Linked DNA regions of Homo sapiens: region 2 is linked to region 1. The links are chromatin contacts, found by Hi-C or POLR2A ChIA-PET in ENCODE. All regions are on one chromosome and are shown on one strand. Each heading gives the region's core, a stretch centred on a gene start or an enhancer-like site at or near the end of the contact. The rest is flanking DNA. Distances are from core to core; before and after follow the strand shown.

What was found. A loop is a pair of places that touch in the nucleus more often than their neighbours do. ChIA-PET counts read pairs that join two places held with the same protein, here RNA polymerase II (POLR2A). Pooled maps may share reads with other maps.
Region 2: a loop to region 1 is called in a pooled map, with 2.1 times the contacts of the local background. The contact joins the promoter of MTRFR here to the enhancer-like site in region 1. A Hi-C loop is called at or near these places in 1 of 50 pooled maps. POLR2A ChIA-PET finds 5 or more read pairs at or near these places in 2 of 52 experiments (CD4-positive, alpha-beta memory T cell and activated CD4-positive, alpha-beta T cell).

Annotation. Positions count from the first base shown.
Region 1 is chr12:122,106,160-122,111,848 of GRCh38, forward strand. The region is part of intron 1 of MLXIP (MLX interacting protein); the gene reads left to right. Among named protein-coding and RNA genes, the nearest start is that of MLXIP, 30 kb to the left of the region's middle. RefSeq lists an enhancer at 2,631-2,950. Within about 2 kb of position 2,526, at least 17 of the 41 ENCODE cell types and tissues checked have a DNase peak (open chromatin) inside an H3K27ac peak, as active enhancers do.
Region 2 is chr12:123,230,786-123,236,474 of GRCh38, forward strand. MTRFR (mitochondrial translation release factor in rescue) reads left to right here and starts at 2,651. Exons shown (of 3, transcript NM_152269.5): 1 at 2,651-2,746. MPHOSPH9 (M-phase phosphoprotein 9) reads right to left here and starts at 2,356. Exons shown (of 24, transcript NM_022782.4): 1 at 2,290-2,356. RefSeq lists an enhancer at 2,129-2,368.

The sequences.
Region 1 (5,689 bases), core at 1,276-3,775:
GAAGGGAGGGAAGAGCATGGGCCAGAAGCCAAAGCTGCTCGTTTCTGGAGAAGGCCTCCTGATTCCCTCTGCCTGAAACCCTTTTCTCTCCCTTCTTTCCCTGGTTAACTCCTGCCCGTCCTTGGAGACTCCGCTCAGGCATCCTAATTAAGGAAAACACCACTGGGTGCCCCTCCATTGCACTTCCATACACTCCACACATGCCTTTGCTCACTCAAAGGAAGACCTTTCTGTCTTCTGCATTAGCTCGTGAGGTCCTGAGGGCAGAGCCAGGGATGGCATTGTCACTGTGTTGTCACTGTCTGTGCAGAGCCTGACACATCGGGCTTTTGGTAAGTGTTGCTGGGATGTTCCACTCCCTGGCCTGCAGAGGGTTTCTGTATGGTGTGGATGCATTTGATTCCTGGTGGTGAAAGCAAGATGGAATCGCAGGTTCTTTTTTTTTTTTTTTTTTTTTTTTGAGATGGAGTCTCACTCTGTCATCCAGGCTGGAGTGCAGTGGCGCGATCTCGGCTCACTGCAACCTCCGCCTCCCGGGTTCAAGTGATCCTCCTGCCGTAGCCTCCTGAGTAGCTGGGACTACAGGCCTGCACCTCCAAGCCTGGCTAATTTTTGTATTTTTAGTAGAGATGGGGTTTTACTATGTTGGCCAGGCTGGTCTCAAACTCCTGACCTCAGGTGATACACCCACCTTGGCCTCCCGAAGTGCTGTGATTACAGGTGTGAGCCACAGCACCCGGCCTTCACTGCTCTTGATTCCCATAGATTCATGGAGCTGAAAGAGAGGTAGCAGCATCAGCTGCACCAGCTGCACTAGCTTCCGGGTGCAGGACTCCAACTGGGCCCACGCCTCTCCTCTGAGAGCACTGGCAGGGGTTCAACGTCACCAGCCCTCCTCCTTGTGTTCTCCTCTGTCTGTCGCCCTCTCCCAGGTTGTCCACTCTGTAGCTTGACTAAGAGGCACTTGATAAGGGTCACTGCTGTGAAGTGTGCCTGAGAGCTGATGGTGCAGGCAGTCATCAGGCCCTTGGTGGCATTTCCTCGTGGCGGGAGCTGGGGGTTCAGGTGACAGGACAGCTGTGAAACCCCCAGCTGCAATTCCTGTGTAAGGGCTAATAAAGACATTTCTGCCTGTGCTGTCGCTCTTGGTGGGATGCATTTGCATTTTCCTGGATGTACCTAATCTCACAGCTCTGGTGCTCTCCAGCTCCGCAGCACCTTTGTTCAGCATCCCCCCACAGTCGTTCCCCCTCTTCCCATCCAGAGTCACGGTGAGGCTTGGCCACAGTGGCCTAGAGGCTTTAATTGTGCGGTTCCCACAGCACAGTGAGTCAGACAGCCCTGAACGTCTTGGGAAGCATCAGCTGAATGTATGAATTCTTTTTACTGAGAACCTCCTGTGTTCCAGATAGAAAGTCAGTCTGCTCTAAATACCTGGCTTCATTTCATTCTTACCACAGCTCTGTGAAGTAGTTTTCTTTTTTTCCCAAAGAAAGTGAAGTTCTGAAAGGCCAGGTGTCTGTCCAAGGCTGCAGAGCTGGCAGGCAGTTGGACACTGACTGCCCTCTCCCGGCTCTCCTGTGGCTGGTGGTGACAGGGTGGTTAGAAAAGTGTCTTTTCCGAGTTGGCCCTGATTGAAAAGGGGGATTTGGGGGGACATTGTCCTCCCCCAGCTCTCCTGTGACCAGTGGTGACAGGGTGGTGATAAAAGCATCTTTCTGAGTTGGCCTTGATTGGAAGGTGGGGGGTTGCGGGGACACTGCCCTCTCTGGCTCTCCCCTGGCCGGCGGTGACTAGGTGGTAATAAAAGTATCTTTCCAAGCTGACCCTGATTGGAAGGTGCGCCATGTGTCCCCTGCGAAGGGCAGCCTGGCCTGTGATGCTGCTGATGGAGAAGATGAATTTTTATGACATTAAGACAGAATCAGGGCCGAAAGGGGTGGTTCACACCTGTAATCCCAGCACTTTGGGAGGCTGAGGCGGGTGAATCACGAGTTCAAGAGATCAAGACCATCCTGGCCAACACGGTGAAACCTCGTCTGTACTAAAAATACAAAAATTAGCCAGGTATGGTGGCGGGCATCTACAATCTCAGCTACTCAGGAGGCTGAGGCAGGAGAATGGCTTTAACCCAGGAGGCAGAGGTTGCAGTGAGCTGAGATAACACCACTGCAACTCTAGCCTGGCGACAGAGCGAGACTCCATCTCAAAAAAAAAAAAAAAAAAAAAGACAGAATTAGATTTCCTCAGTAAAATCTGGGATTTTGCCATCAGAGGAATCATATTATCATTCTTCCTTATGTCAGGAAAGGGTAGCAGGCCCTTGTACATAACACGAGGACTGAAACTTTATAGTCAAAAAATCAACATAAATGGTTGGCTTCAAGTTTTGTTCATAATTACTCTCTCCCTGCTCGACTCCTCCCCACCTCTAAATGCACGCTGGCCCCCAAAGATCTGCAGGAAGGAGAAGACACAAAATCTCCTTCCCATGTGGGTCACGCCCTTTCATTAGTCCGTGAGCTCCTGCAAGGCCTGTGTTTTGCTTTCACTTGTGTGTGGAGGGAACCAGCAGTACATCAGGGACTTCGGTTTTGAGAAATGAGTGCCCATCACTGTCTAGGCAGACTTCTTTTTCCTGCTCTGTAGTTTTTCTTAAATTATGTGTGTCTTACAAATTCTCATTCCATTTTAGTCTATTCTTCCAGGAGGCCTTCAAGCAGGGGTAAATGAAAGAGAGAGACATTAGTCACTCTGACCTTGACTTTTAGTGACTAAACCTGTGCTCACCCTCATGTGAAACTATAAAAAATATAATTTCCTTTTTAGGTGGCACAATCTCAGCTCACTGCAACCTCTGCCTTCCGGGCTCAAGTGATTCTCCTGCCTCAGCCTCCTGAGTAGCTGGGATTACAAGCGTGCACCACCACACCTGGCTAATTTTTGTATTTTTAGTAGAGATGGGGTTTCACCATGTTGGCCATGCTGGTCTCGAACTCCTGACCTGAAGTGTTCTGCCCACCTTGGCCTCCCAAAGTGCTGGGATTACAAGGCGTGAGCCACCACGCCCAGCTAATTTTTGTATTTTTAGTAGTGACGGGGTTGCACTGTGTTGGCTAGGCTGGTCTTGAACTCCTGACCTGAAGTGATCCGCCCGCCTTGGCCTCCCAAAGTGTTGGGATTATAGGCATGAGCCACTGTGCCCAACTACTTTTTGTATTCTTAGTAGTGATGGGGTTTTGCCATGTTGGCCAGGCTGGTCTCGAACTCCTGGCCTTAAGCGATCCACACTGGGATTACAGGTGTGAGCCACCGTGCCTGGCCCAAATTGTTGCTTTTCACAGACAGGAAAGAAATGTAGATATATGGAATGCTGACAAAGATGTAATCCGTTCATACGTCTCAGGAGAGACAGAAGGGCTGTTTGACCTCAGATGGGTTGGCTGAGGAGATTTGCAGCATGTCTGAAATACAAAAACTGTTTCTACAGCTTGCCTTCGATTTAGAGTAGGCTCCAACTCTTCTGCCCATCCCAAACTCCTTTGCTACTTGGAAGGTTAATAAGTTGACTAAAAAACACCCATGGGAAGAGGATGCAAAGGAGAGATTTAGGTTGACAACTGATTCTCAGTAGCAGATGGGAGAAAGCATCTTTAGCAGGCAAAGGGAAAATGGATTTTATTTTGGAATTTCTATTATGTGATGAGGGCAGTACAAAGTTGTTCGTATGCTTTTTTGAATCCTCTTCCTCAAATAAGCCAGAATCCTGTGGTTGCAGTGGGTGTTACAGGATCCAGCTATTCTTCCTTTTGCCGAATGGAAGTGGGTGTGACCCCAACGCATCCCTGCTCTGGGTGCCTCTCATTTTTATTCTTTAGGGCCAGGAACTCTCTTTCTGGGGAGGGATACAATTCCAGACCCTTAAAACTGAAAATAATTGGGAACAATCTTTACTGAATTATCTCTTGTCTCAAAAAGGGAAAAACCTATTTAAAGCCTATTTAGGTTTAGGGTCAGGTACGGTGGCTCACGTCTGTAATCTTAGCACATTAGGAGGCCGAGGCAGGAGGATTGCTTGAGGTCAGGAGTTCGAGATCAGCCTGGGCAGCATGGGGAGATGCTTATCTCTCTTTTTTTTATTTTTTGAGACAGAGTTTTGCTCTTGTTGCCCAGGCTGGAGTGCAATGGCGCGGTCTTGGGTCACTGCAACCTCCGCCTCCTGGGCTCAAGCAATTCTCCTGCCTCAGCCTCGTGAGTAGCTGGGATTACAGGTATGTGCCACCACGCCCGGCTAATTTTGTATTTTTAGTAGAGACAGGGTTTCTCCATGTTGGTCAGGCTGGTCTCAAACTCCCAACCTCAGGTGATCCACCCGCTTCGGCCTCCTAAAGTGCTGGGATTACAGGTGTGAGCCACTGCACCTGGCCTGGGAGACGCTTATCTTTACCAAAAAAATTAAAATTTAGCTGGGCATGGTGGTGCATGCCTGTAGTCCCAAATTCTTGGGAGGCTGAGGTGGGAGGATCACATGAACCCAGTAGTTCAAGGCTGCAGTGAGCTATGATCATGCCACTGCACTCCAGCCTGGGCAACAGAGCTAGATCCTGCTCTTCAAAAGAAAAAAAAATAAAAAAAGGGCTGGGCGCAGTGGCTCACGCCTGTAATCCCAGCACTTTGGGAGGCCAAGGTGGGCGGATCACGAGGTCAGGAGATCGAGACCATCCTGGCTAACATGGTGAAACCCCGTCTCTACTAAAAATACAAAAAATTAGCCGGGCGTGGTGGCGGGCGCCTGTAGTCCCAGCTACTCAGGAGGCTGAGGCAGGAGAATGGCGTGAACCCAGGAGGCGGAGCTTGCAGTGAGCCGAGATGGCGCCACTGCCCTCCAGCCTGGGTGACAGAGCAAGACTCTGTCTCAAAAAAAAAAAAAAAAAAGTCTATTTATAGGTCTTGGCTACCTGGCGAGTGTTACCTTATCCTTTTAAATGCATCAGACAGCTTCAGATTTCTTTGACTTGTAAGTAGGCTGTGTAGCTGGCAGTGCCTTGAAATGACTAATAGTGGTGATAATATCAAATTTGTTTTTTGTCAGTCTTCATAGGTGCTTAGAAACATTTGCAAGTATGATCTGTTTTTATTACATCTCTGGTAGCCAATTTCTAGAGTCTTGACTCCAGGTGTGTACTCTGGCTAGAGAATGCTGTTCCTTGATTTATTGCCTCTTTAAGCCAGGTGTCTGCAATTGGGTAGAGTTTTTCATTCTTTACATAAACATTTTACCTTGGTGAATATTTAAACCAACTACCAACTGAATTACCTTTTTATGAAGGTGCTAGGGAAAAGCTGTATTCTTTGGGGACAGTCATGCTTAGTACTGAATATAATGGAAACCTTTCCCTGCTGCCTGTGGCTTAGCCGTTTGGTCAGGGTGAGGGTGGCAGCTGCCATATCAGCTAGGTGGGGCTATGTCAAACACAATAAAATGAGGATAGTGCTTGTGTTTGAGTGGTATAACTGCGTGATTTGGTTTTGTTTTGCTGTTTTTTCTTTCTAAATTTCCTTTTTATATTATTTAGAAATGTTAGAAAAATATGATCAGAAATGTGAAGGAGGTTCATGAAGCAAATTATAGCAAACCAGATAGCTTTGGATTTCTCTTTTTAAGTAGGTTAAGTAGTGTAAGTAGAAT
Region 2 (5,689 bases), core at 1,401-3,900, 1.1 Mb after region 1:
CTATGCTAAGTAAAAAAAGCCAGTCACAAAAGACCACAGACTATATGATTTCATTGATATGAAATATCTTGAATGGGCAAATTCATAGACAAATGGCTGCCAGGAGCTGGGGAAGGAGAGAATGTGAGTGAGTGCAGCTGGTATGGAGTTTCTTTTTGGGGTGATAAAAAATTCTGGAATTAGATAGTGGTGATGGCTGCACAACCTTGTGAACTAAAAACCACTGAATTGTACACTTGTAAAAGACTGAATTTTATGGTATGTGAATTATGTATCTCAATTAAAAATCTACATTAAGGATTATTTGCAAAAGTAGCATCACCTTTTTCAGGTAATATTTCAGATTTTTATATGTTTAATAATCAAGGTTCTTTTTTTTAGAGACAGCATCTTGCTATGTTGCCCAGGCTGGTCTACAACTCCTGGCCTCAAGTGCTCAGCCTCCCGAGCAGCTGGGATTATAGCGCAAACCATTTTGCCAGGCTTTACAATGAAAGTTCTAGATATAATTCTATTATGTAACAATTGGAATACTTGCATGCCTTGTTCATTTGTTTAATAAATTCTACCAAGTATATATGTTTGTTGACTTATACAGAGACAAGAAGAACTGAACTACTTAATATTTAATTTGTATTAAAAAGAGCCAATTAAACTGTTAACAACCATAGCTTCCCCATTGTCTGGAAGTACATTTTGAACTATATATATGGTCTTTTGTCTCTGTGCAGCTATTCTTAGAAAATAAACCACTGGGCACACTGGAGCCTGCCTGCAGCTACTGGGAGCATGTCCCAGCTACTCTGGAGGCTGAGGTGGGAGGATCACTTCAGCCCAGGAGTTCAAGACTGCAGTGAGCTATGATCCTGCCACTGCACTCCAGCTTGGGCAACAGACCAAGACCCCATCTCTTAAAAAATAAAAATAAAAATAAAAAAATTATTTGCCAGGCCAACTAAAATTTCAGTGAAGCTGGATATATACCATGGCAAATTGGCTGTAACAGGTCAAACAAGATGCCTCCTTCCTGGGGAATTCATGCACTTATAAAAGAGCAAGGGAGCAAGAGGAAAAAGGAGAAAGAAAGAAAACTTCAGCTGCTTACAAACTGAAAAGCTTAGAGAGTGCAACAGGAATATTATCTAGTATTCCGCTTCTGCTAGATTCCCACTTTCTAGGGCCTGCTTTTATAAAGCATTACACAAAAACAGGGACCATTTCCTTCAGGGACAGGAGTGAATGCAAAGGGTAACCGGACCTAACTAAATGGACTTTTCCCCAGTGGCTCAGCCCATCACCCACGACAAATGGGGCATTGAAACAGTCAAGGACTGCCCCTTCCAACTGGCAACAGAAATACCTGGATTCCAATCACCATGCTATTACACCAGGAAAACACAAGCTCTCCAGGGAGATGAACCTGCAACCCCATCTATTATTTCCCCTGCTAAGGTAATCCGGATCCGGATGCAGATCCAGATGGAAAACCACTAGAAATTCAAAGATGCTTCTCCATTTGGGGTGGAGGTGCTGGGGGGAGGGCAGGGAAGTAAGAGGGAAAAATCCTTAAACACCCACAAATACAATGCAAAAAAAAATTTTTTTAACTTGATACAGAATGAATATAAGAGCAGAGCTTTTATATTTCCCAGCAACAAGATATGACGCTTTTGGTGTCCCTACCCCCTAGCAAAAAAAGGGAGCTGGGGAAAAGGAACGATTGATGGTTATGAAACATGAAAGTTAACTGGGCGCTCCGCCTTGACGGGAGGCTTGGGGGAGAGGAAGAGATTTCAGATGGGGATGAGGCCAGATCCCGACATTCTGAGCTCACAGTCAGCCCGCAATGGCTGGTGGCGGCTATCGGGTCAAAGTGGGAAGGAGAGGGAGAATCTATGCAGTCGCCTAAGCTACGGAAAGCAGGGAGGACGGAGAAAAGCCACCGCTCCTGCAACTACAACCGCGATTCCAAAAGGAAACCGGGGCACCTTGGCAAAAAATGGGGGGAAAAATTAAAAAAACCCCACAAACCCCCCGCCCCTCAGGAAGAGCGATCTGCGATTGGGCCGCGCGAGTGTCACTCAAGGGCGCCGAGTCTAGAAAAGGCGCACCGCGGCCGGGCAGAGCTCCCACACGCCGAAGGGCTCCGAGGGGGTCAGGCCAATCGGCAGCCGTCACCCCACACCCCAGCCCATCACCACACTCAAGGGGCCGCTAAGACAGTGTCTCCTAAGTCTCGTCTCCTGTCCCCAGCGGCCTACAGCTCCCTGCAGGCTGGTGGCCGCTTACCTGGCCGCCGCTCCCGCTGCCGATGTCAGGGTCATGCAAGCGGCCTCTCGCGACCGTTACCCGAGGGAGCGCGCGCGCGCCCGGCGTCTCTCCAGTGATTGGCTGCCCGGAAGGAGGCGGAGACAGCCTCGCATGGCGCGCGCGTCCACCTCGCCGTTCCCCCTCGCGCAGCTCCAACCAAAGAGAGACATCCAACCCCGGGGGAGTGACAAGGGGGCGGGATTGCTGTGAAACTCTCTTCTCTGATTGGCTCTCTGGGAGCCAGCCGCTGCCACGAGGGAAAGAAGCTTCAGTTTCTCGCATGCGCAGTGAGTAAACATGAGCCTCTGGTAGATAAGAGAAACCGCGATCGGAGTACGGCGCGTGCGCAGATCAGGGATCGCGATTGCGAATCCTCCGCTGAGGTGATTTGGATATCCCTAGAACGTTGAGGGCACGAGTCGGGTCCTGAGACCAGGTAAGCATCTGCGGAGAAGCCAGGTAACCCTACGGCTGCCGACGACTGTCAAAGGCTCCGGAGAGAGGACTGCGAGCCGGGACGCCTGGGTTTTTCCCGACTTGCGACCCCGAGTGGCGCAGCCAGTTTACCTGAGGCCGCGCTGGCGGTGGGGTGGGGCCGGCCGTGACACCCGAGCTCAGTTTTCTCGGGACCTGGTTTACGCTAGGTGCTGTGGGTCGGCCCTGGGGCTGTTCAGGCACTCAGGGCAGGGGAGAGGAGAGACTACCGTCCTGGAGATAACGGTTCCACGGAGGCCCAAGGCGAAACGGAAGGATCCTCATGTACAAAACTGAGCGGAATGGAGCTGTGAGCACGCATCAGGTGCTGTTTCAGGCCTGGCACGTAGTAGAGGTCAGCACTGCCCTTGCTAGGCTTTTGCGGAGATACTCGTTTTTTTTTTAATAGACGTGGGGTGGGGGGGTCTCACTGTGTTGCCCAAGCTGATCTCGAACTCCTGGCCTCAAGCGATCCTCCTTCCTCGGCCTCCCAAAGTGCTGGGATCACAGGCGCAAGCCACCCAGCCCTACTTTTGAAGGACCAAAGGGAACTCGCTCTCCTCCCCGTGGGACCCCAGCCCATTTCATGCGCACTGTGCAGGCCACATTCTTCAGCATAGTTAACCTTTAAGGTCTTTCCAGCTACTCGATTTACCTCCAGGAGTTCTGGCTCACAGTAAAGGGACTTCCCTGGCACTATCACTTAGGCCTCCACAACCCAGGAAATGGATCTGCCCTTGGAATAACAGATCTGCCAGGAGGCGTTACATCTCATTGGAGCTTCCTAAGTATACCTACCAATTTTTTTTTACTTTTTTTATTTTTGTGGGGGAGGGGGGTAGGGGGGACAAGGTCTCTCTCTGTCACCCAGGCTGGAGGGCAGTGGCGCGATCTCGGCTCACTTTAACCTCTGCCTCCCGGGTTCAAGTGATTCTTCTGCTTCAGCCTCCCGAGTAGCCGGGAATACCGGTGCCCGCCACCACATCCGGCTAATTTTTTGTATTTTTAGTAGAGACGGGGTTTTGCCATATTGGCCAGGCTGGTCTCGAATTCCTGACCTCAGGTCATCCTCCTGCCTCGGCCACCCAAAGTGCTGGGATTACAGGCATGAGCCACCACGCCTGGCAATTTTCAAAGGGTAAATTTGATGTTATCCTATCTTTCATGATTTTTTAAATTATATTACATAATTCCAAAAGATATTTTATGTTTAAACCAGGACTTACTTCATTGAAGATGGTTTTATCTTTCAGTGTGAACCTGCTGGGAAGTCAGGCTATATTTTTGGCATCACAGTGATCTCCTTAGTACCTGATTTCACAGACCAGAATTATGATCCCACCAAATAACATGTTTTCAGTAATGTCATGGCTTATCAAGTACTTCTTAAATTGGACCATACCAAGTAAAATAATTTACAAGCCACTGTTGTAGATGCCTTTTCACCCTAAGCTCTAAAACAAAGGCCGATGAAATAATCAGTTCCCAGACTGGGTTTGTGTCATAAGACAACAGTGTATGTGGTGTGTCATTCCAAAGTTCCTCAGCCTTGTAGTTGAGAGATCTGACATGCTCCCATTTAGTGACCACTAAGTACTTTACATTTATGGCAACATGTATGATTTTGTTCGCACTCTAGGTAGTAGTATCTCCATTCTACAGATGAGGAATTAGAGCCAAAGTTACCCAGTAAGTAAATTGTGGCATTGAGACATTGAACGCAGGTCTGTTGGCCACAGAGCTCGCAATCCTTGGCAGGAAGGCCTTTTTGGGACAAAAGAAAAAATGAGAGGAGTCGTCAAATACAGAAAGTCAGGCTGGTCCAAACGTAGTGAGTTTTGTGTGTGTGTGTGTGACAGAGCTCAGCTCACTGCAAGCTCCGCCCCCCAGGTTCACGCCATTCTCCTGCCTTAGCCTCCCTAGTAGCTGAGACTACAGGTGCCTGCCACCAGGCCCAGCTAATTTTTTTTTTTTTTGTATTTTTAGTAGAGATGGGGTTTCACCGTGTTAGCCAGGTTGGTCTCGATCTCCTGACCTCATGATCCACCTGCCTCGGCCTCCCACGGTGCTGGGATTACAGGCGTGAGCCACCGCGCTCGGCCTGGTAGTGAGTTATCTTAATTAATTGTTCACAGTCACAGATCAAACTTCTTGTTCTACTCTTTCCCCCTTCTCTACTGTACTTGACTAGTCTTTTTAAAAAGAGAAAGTTGGCCGGGCGTGGTGGCTCATGCCTGTACTCCCAGCACTTCGGGAGGCCGAGGCAAGCGGATCGCTTGAGGTCAGGAGTTCGAGACCAGCCTGGCCAACATGGTGAAACCCCATCTGGGCTAAGAATACAAAAATTAGCTGGGCGTGGTGGCTGGTGCCTATAATCCCAGCTACTTGGGAGGCTGAAGCAGGAGAATCGCTGGAACCCGGGAGGCAAAGGTTGTAGTGAGCCAAGATGGTGCCACTGCACTCCAGCCTGGGCAACAGAGTGAGACTCGTCTCAAAAAAATAAATAAATAAAAACTTAAAACAGAAAAAGTTAAGGAAAAGGAGCTAACATTGCCTAAGAAACTGGAAAAAGATCTGGAGATATGAAAGGTAATGAAACAAGGTGTAGAAAGGATAATTTAGTTTCAAAAATTGAAAACCTAATGGTTTCCAAGATAGGTCTTACTGAGATAATCAGGAAGTGTGCATCTCTTATTTTCTTTATTTGTATTAAATACAATAATGTATTTGAAAGTGCTTTGCAGCTGCACGTGGTGGCTCACGCCTGTAATCCCATCACTTTGGGAGGCTGAGGCAGGAGGATTGCTTGAGCCCATGAGTTCGAGACCTGCCTGGGCAACATGGCAAGACCCCATCTCTACAAAAAATTAAAAACTAGCCAGGTATGGTGGTACACACCTGTGGC